Linked DNA regions of Homo sapiens: region 2 is linked to region 1. The links are chromatin loops, found by intact Hi-C in ENCODE. Cell type or tissue: heart right ventricle. All regions are shown on one strand.

Region 1 (4,000 bases):
CATCCACAATCTCCCTGAAATAAATAGGGCACTACCAAATGGTGAAACAAGCACCCAGCGTTAGACTCTATCTAATGGTGCATGTTCTCACACTGAGTCTTGGTTAGAACATTTACATTTGTGAAACAAAAAGAGGCAGCGTGTGTGTGTGTAGAAGGGCTGAAATGTGGCATGGAGTAGGGGTGCATATGCCAGTTAGCTGCAGAAAGATGCACTTCAGAAGGGAGATCCAAACCCCATCCAGAGACCCGCGAGGACCCTTCCTGACAGTCTGCTCCCAGCAGAGCTGATTGCTTTTGGAGCCCTCAGGAGCAGTGGCAGGACACACAGCAAATCTAAACTCCCTTCTTAGCCATCTAATTTCCAGTGCTGCCCCCAGCCAGTTCATCAAAGGAATTACTTTTGAGCAGATTTAATAAAACTAGCACTTTCTCTCTCTCTCCTCGGGGAAATTCATTCATAAAAGACAAAAGCATTTTGTGATAAAGAGATGGTGACTGTATTGGTTTCCCCCCACAGCCGAGGCTTCACGGGATCCAGTGGGGTTTCCCTGGGACTGTAGGGTATGAACTGCTGGGATATGTAAGTCAAACTCTGAGAAATAAGAAATACAGTACAGTAGGACAAGAAATGCGAGGGAAGCGCACCAACACATTTGTCATACATGAAGCAAGCAGGACCTAAAGAGAAATAGAGACAATTGGCTACTGTATTGAGCAGATATAATCAACACACATTTTCCACAGTTTAGATAACTTTTTGTGCTATCATATAAGAGATACAGAGACTAGGAAATTCTGAAAATATTATTAGAGGTGTGTTCTGTCTAGATTCCTTTCTGGTCTACTGAATTAGACACAATGTAATCATTTTATTGACTATACTATAAAAGTGTATTTGAATTGTGGCATAAAAAATAATTTAAGGGCCAAAGAACAGTTACCAAAATATCCACTTATATTATTAACCTGTGAGAGAAATGATTCATACAAAACACAAAAATGTGTTTGCCTTTGAACATATAAGGTCTGAGGAGGTGAGAAACGACAGTCAATGATTTATAGATGCACATATTTTTGACATGATTTTACAAGTGGAGAAAGGGAAAAGATGGCTCCTGAGAGCAGCTAGAGAGGAGCTGGGTGATAAACCAGGAAACGAGAGAGCAGACCACAGCTACAGGAGACACACCATTTCTGGGCTCACTGAGCAACAGTTCCTATGGCCCACAGCCGACCCTGGGCAGGTGGGCTGGAAACAGAGGATCCCATGTGTCCTGGGATGCACAGCTGGTCCGGGGCCATGCCCGGCTCTCACACACTGCAGGGCGTCGCCTGCTTCCTCTTGTCAGTGGGGAGCAGGACATTTGGAGCTACCCCACAGGAGAGAGAAGATCCTGGAAAGACCCTGCCGTGGGAGGCTCTGAGTGGAGGTGGGAGGGTGACACTCTCTGGACAGCTAGTGCTGCACCACAGACTGCTCCCAAAGACACTTGCAGCATAAGTGCAAAACTCATACGTCACTCAAAGTTGGGCCCCTATCTTGCAGCCTCCCCAGCCCCCACTGGTTAGACAGGGCATCCCACTCACAAAGCTGACTCCTGTTACATTTCTCCCAGAGACAGATCTAATTAGCGACTGAGACCTGTAGAAGCTTCCGACTTCCCACCCATGTTGCTGTGGAAGCAACATGCTGTGCTAGCCCTATCTCATTTTCTGCATTCTAATGCTTTGACATTGAGCCTTGCTGACGTTGGAGGGACTGCCCCTCCCAGTGCTAACCCATTCCAGGAGATAGTAAACCACTCACCTGTGAGTGCACTTTTCTTGTTGATTACCCAATCAGAGCTCACATCCCCATGACCTCCTCTGCGGGCTTTCACACTGAGAGCCACTGTCCACCTCTTCTGATCATCAGGGCCAGGTTCCAGACACAGGGGCAGTTCCTGTGCTCACAGTCTGCTGAAATCACTCCAAGTAGCCAATCCTAAGCCCGCCTCACCCCTTCTTCCCGTGGAAGCCACCATGAGGGCTTTTGCTCATATTTTACTTCAGCTTCTTCTGCCTCCTGACCCAGGCCAGCGTGCCCCTGTGTGTTCCTCAATAGAACACCCTCTTCTCTTGGGATATCTGAGTATAACCAACTCTCTTTGAACAATGATGATCATCTCATGATCTGTTGACCTTACCATACCCAATAATAAAACCCACATTTTCAAACCCTTGCCCTTGGGAGGGTCACAAGTAATAGCACTAAACTAATAATGGTCAGGGATCCCTGCAAGGCTCTGTGCTCAAGCCACACACACACATTCACTATTTGACCCTCTCAGCAACAATTCTACAGCACAGATAACACTATTATGCCAATTTCAGTATTCAGAAATAGAGGATTAAAGAGGATAAGTAACTTGTCAATAGTCGCAAATGATACTAGTCAGATGTGGAATTTACAACCTAATTATATTATATTATATATATTATATTATATTATATTATAATAGGTTCACACATTTTTGTGTCTTAATATTACATCCCACAGGGGATTCTTATATCCTGGCAGTGACCCTTTTAAAATACACCTATTCGTGTCACAAGTCCCTCTCTACAGCTTGCTATTCTTTTAAAAACTTTGCAAATAACAAGCCAACATTTTCAAAGACATCCCAATTTGACACAGACCTTCTGCTCACTGCAAGTTAGAGTTAAATTCTGCAGGTAGGAAATTTACAGCCTCACACTGAATAATTCACATATGCAATCTGTCAAACTGCTAATTATTCCTTCAAAGAAAAACAATCAGATATTTGTATCATAATATTTTACCTCATTTAGGCTAAACTGCCAAGGTGTCAGAGTGATTAGGAACCTACTTCTCTGGCTGTCAAATGAGGCTGGGGAAATTTACATATGTATAAAGGAGGGAAAATGTATGCATTCCTATATCAGGAAATTATGAGTTAATTCAACCAATGTGGAGCTCAGGGAGTTAAGCATTATCTGCTCTTTGCTCTTTAGGCACAGTGGATACTGTGATGAAAACGTCTCTGTGGTACTCACAGTTTCATGCAGGAAATAAGTATGGCAATAATAATAACAGTGTAATAAGGAGAAAAGGAGAGAGCCATCTGTCTTAGCCCACAAGGCTTTCTACAGTGATAAGCCTTGAGCTCATCACTGTCAGGCCATGGCCAAATTTGGAAGCTTGGAAATGACACTCCAAGCACAGAAAAAGGCATATGCAAAGACGTGGAAGTGAGGGAGAACTTTATGTTGTTCTGCAGATGTCAAAAATGTCCCACAGGGCTGGAGCCCTGCATGTAGTTCTGGGAGCAGCAACAGTGGACAGCTGTTAAGAGACCAGATCACAGAAGTGCAGGTAAAGACCTATGTTTGTTGTTGTTATTGTTTTAGTCCATCAAATTTCTTTCCATATTTACCACAGAGGAAGTGGCGACATGCAGGTTGGAGCAACAGTCTTGGGGGCGACTCTTTGCACCAAATGGAGTGATGGAAAGGTATTGGAAATGGGGTGGATTCATATCTTAGTAAGTCTGGTTGGCTCTATTGACTTGCTTAGATCCTTGGGATAGTTATCTCTAAAGAAGCAATGTGATATCATCCAAAAAAAGCAATGTTTATTTTTGAAGCTGCCTGAAATACTTTTTGGAAAGCAGGACAACATGGATAACTTCCATGGACTGGAGCCGTCTTTTATCATGACTGTACCAAGGAAGCATTTAGAACAAAATATCCACAGGGGCAGGTGTCAAAGACTCATTAGTGAAAACTCTCCAGTGATGAATATGTAAGATGAGAAACGTGTGGGTGTGCACACGCACTCACACTAACTCACTCGCTCTTCCTTCCTGCATTGCTGTTTGTTTGCCACTCCCACATCACAAGGTTCTATATCTGTGGCCATAGAGACAGGGGAAACTTACCCTGTCATTCTGATGTCTGTTTTGTACTGGGAAGTGCTCTTGGGTTTAATTTTGTTA
Region 2 (4,000 bases), 220 kb after region 1:
CATCTCCAATGGAGGTGTGAAAAGGTGTGACCCATTCTGCCTGCGTGGGAGCAGGTTGCTGCATATGGATAAGTGTGTAAGGAGGTCTGTGTATAGGGATCTGAGTGTGAAGAGGTCTGTGTATATGGATCTGAGTGTAAGGAGGTCTGTGTATATTGATGTGTGTGTGAGGAGGTCTGTGTATATGGATGTGAGTGTGAGGAGGTCTGTGTATATGAATCTTGTGTGAGGAGGTCTGTGTACATGGATGTGAGTGTGAGGAGGTCTGTGTATATGGATGTGTGTGTGAGGAGGTCTGTGTATATGGATCTGAGTGAGGAGGTCTGTGTATATTGATGTGTGTGTGAGGAGGTCTGTGTATATGGATGTGAGTGTGAGGAGGTCTGTGTATATGAATCTTGTGTGAGGAGGTCTGTGTACATGGATGTGAGTGTGAGGAGGTCTGTGTATATGGATGTGAGTGTGAGGAGGTCTGTGTATATGGATCTGAGTGTAAGGAGGTCTGTGTATGTTGATGTGTGTGTGAGGAGGTCTGTGTATATGGATCTGAGTGTAAGGAGGTCTGTGTATATTGATGTGTGTGTGAGGAGGTCTGTGTATATGGATCTGAGTGTAAGGAGGTCTGTGTATATTGATGTGTGTGTGAGGAGGTCTGTGTATATGGATCTGAGTGTAAGGAGGTCTGTGTATATTGATGTGTGTGTGAGGAGGTGTACATGGATGTGAGTGTGAGGAGGTCTGTGTACATGGATGTGTGTATGAAGTCTGTGTATATAGATCGGAGTGTGAGGAGATCTGTGTATATGTGTTTATGTAGCTCTTTCTATATGGTTTTTTATGTCATAGGCAGCCCACTCTGGTGGTGAGAGGATCAGAGATTTTCAAAAGTAAAGCATCATCTACCTCAATGTGTGTCTTGCCTGAGAGGATCAAAATACAAGCTTTGGGAAAACTGGCTAGCAGTAAACGTTAACAATTGCAACTTTTTATTACATACCAGGAGGCAGATCCCTACATCCCTTATTATTAATTTCCTCCGCAATGGATTTAGGGTAAGAGCATATTTAACTTGCTGGCATTCAAACTCAAGAATGTTTAACTTGAAACTTATGCTCTTTCCTTCTGCCCTGCTGAGTCAAGCACTTTGTCCTTGGGGTACCCATCCAAATCCTGGAAGACAGTTGAAGTTTACTTAGACAGAAGCAGCGGCCCTGCCCCACCAACAGACTCCTACAGCAATTGTGCACGTCATGTTGGCTGACATGCATTAAGTAACTTCTGCATACAGGGAGCAGGTGGGTGAGGGAGGTGGGTGGGAGTTGTCCGCATCATAGACGGTCTTATGGATGGGGATGCACTATAGTTTTCCAAAGTGTTAAATACTAACTGCTGTTGATGCAAAGATAAGGCGCTGGGTGCAAAGAAAAGATGAAAAGATTCAACCCTCTGGAAGCTGAGCGCTTCCTCTTGCTGGACAGACAGGAGACTTGGCCTCTCTGCAGGTGTCCTTAGCATATTGTCATTGGAAGCAAGGCTGGTGTGGAGCCCATTTGCAGCTCAGGCCCCTGGTAGGGCAGACCTGCAAGTAGTGGGGGCATTACAACTCCCACTGAGATGGCCTCAGATTGCTGGAGTGGACACTCAATACACTTAGTAAGTTTAAAAAAGATTCATTAAGCTCAGAGGAATGCTTGCTGTTGGGAAACCTGGAAGAGATGAGTGCACCTTGTTCGTGGCATCCCTTTTTCCACCCTCTGGGCGGGGCTTAAGTTCTGCTGGAGTGTCTCCTGCCCAGGCACTTCATCAGGCCCGCTCCTCCTTGGTTGTCTTCCTCACTTCTGTGCTCTCTATCTGAGCCTTTCTTCTGACTCTGGGTTCCAGTGCTTGTCTGATCTCTTCCATCTGCATCCCGCCTGCTGCCAGCAACTTTCTCTGCTGCTGGATTAATTCCCATTTCTATTGTCTCAGTGACCTCAGGCAGGCCTGCAATTCAGTGTGGTAAAGAGTTTGAGGGTTTTTTCTTTCTTTTTTTGGTTCTTCTGTGGGAACAAGAACACGCGTATGCACAAACGAATTATTTTTTACAAACTTACGGAATTAGAAAACAGCTGCAAGGATGATTCCGGGATTAGGAATAATCATATGCATTTGTTGGAGTAGAGAGGTCATCTTAATATGTGCAGGGTGCCTGACTGGGTGTCCAAAGCCAAGTGATCATTATGGTCCCGTCCTACGGCCTTGGGGACTCTGAGAGCACTCACCCGCTCTCTGCCTTGGCTGCTTTTCTTCAGAGCCAGGTGAGCCTGTGGGTTTATCCCCAGCAGTCCTGGGAGCTCAAGTACAATCTCACTCTTTTCTTTTTTTGAGAGTTGTATTTCTTTTAGTTATCTTTTCTGGTGTCTTGCTCTTCCCAAACCCTCTGAACACTGTCCTTGGGTCACTGCCAAAGAGATTGTCAGAACAAGATGCCCAGTTCCCTTTTTTGGAGGTGCTGCCCAAGTACACTTGAGTCTTTTCTTTCCTGAACTACCATGACTTTCAAATGGATTCTGTCCAAAGTTAGCATGTGATGAAGACATATTTGCAGGCCACAGTTTTTTACCTGGTCAGTTAACAAGGCTGAGAGCTCAATCTATAGCCTTTTAACAAATTATCAAGCAGAAAGCACAGGGGGTTTGCTGTAATTGGGTTTGGATTATGAGTCCATGCTGCTGACTCATGATCCAGAAGCAGAGGCTGCAGGAGCCCCCTTTCACATGCTGTCTTTCCCTGACTCCACAGCAGCCCAGCCTGCCAAGTGAGGCTGCACACCTAGGGCAGCTAGTCCTGGCTTCCCTGTTTCTGTCTTAGCTGTTTTTGACAAGTTTTCTTCCCTTGCACATGTCTTCTAGAGCTGTGCTGTCTGTGCTGTGTGGTATGGTCTATTAACCCCCCCACCCCCATTGCCAGCCTACACTCAGGACCAACTACACTCTTTTTTCCTCTAAAACTAATTTCTTTCCTTCTCTCCTGTTCAAGGAAGCTGCAAGCTCTTATCGTAACTGAAATCTTATTGAATTCACAGTAAAAGTGCTAGGGTGTAAAGTTACTCTCCAATATGAAAAGCAGTGAGGCACATAGACGTCAAGGAGCTCTATAACATTTAAAAAAATGAATCCTAATCAGTTTGTGGTAGGGGACAAAACAAAAATAGAAATCTTATTTTTAGGAACTCAATTATCTTCCTCCAAAAATTCATGTGCTGAAGTCTGAACTCCAAAGTGACAGTGTGTGGAGATAAGGCCTTTAGAGTGGTAATTTAGGTTACATGAGGTCATAAGGTGGGGCCTTAATCTAATAGGACTGTTGTCGTTCCGAGAGAAAGAGCCATCACGGGTGTGCATGCATGGAGGAAAAGCCGTGTGAGGACACAGAGAGTGGACGGCATCTGCAAGCTGAGGAGAGAGGTGTCAGGAGAAGCCAACACTGCCCACCCCCGGGTCTTGGATCTCCAGTGTCTAGAACTGTCAGAAATAAATTTCCGCTGTTTAAAACACCCAGTCTGTGGTATTTTCTAAAGGCAGTCTGTGAAAACTAATACAGAAATCAACTTCTAGAAGGATTTTTGGGAAGGATATGGACCCTGAGTAGGCCAGGGAAACAACTTAACATTAGGGGTTACTAAGAGATGTTTTCTGACACATGGTAGACCCTAAGTATTTGAGGGATAGATGGGAGGATGGGCATTTGGATGGAGGAATGAATTACTTGGACATTGATTGTCCTAACAAGAAGAGGAATATCTCCAAGGATCATGCAAGGCACTCTCCCAAATAAAAGTGTGTGGCACATTTCTAATTAGCACAGTACCTGACCCATTAATGAGAATCGATAAAGTTGGGCTTAATCTGAACTGAATCTTTTTTCATCCTTGGATGTATGTATGTGTTTTTGTAATTTTCAAAGACCAGCACTGGCTCTGGCTTACCAAAATAAAATTAAACAAGTCTGAGTCACTTGA

The links. Peaks named below come from ENCODE experiments on the same cell type or tissue, not always from the same donor. Only the 100,000 strongest peaks of a DNase experiment are listed, where the experiment ranks them.
Region 2: a loop joins it to region 1, with 7 times the contacts of the local background. A loop is called at or near these places in 1 of 110 quality-filtered maps.

What each region holds. Positions count from the first base shown.
Region 1 is chr7:49,845,712-49,849,711 of GRCh38, reverse strand. All of the region lies in intron 3 of VWC2 (von Willebrand factor C domain containing 2), which reads right to left. It also overlaps a transcript of ZPBP not described here. Among named protein-coding and RNA genes, the nearest start is that of VWC2, 74 kb to the right of the region's middle. In heart right ventricle, no CTCF peak of the experiment used is centred here; no DNase peak of the experiment used is centred here.
Region 2 is chr7:49,630,098-49,634,097 of GRCh38, reverse strand. No RefSeq gene overlaps it. Among named protein-coding and RNA genes, the nearest start is that of VWC2, 140 kb to the left of the region's middle. In heart right ventricle, no CTCF peak of the experiment used is centred here; no DNase peak of the experiment used is centred here; H3K27ac peaks cover 2,406 bases.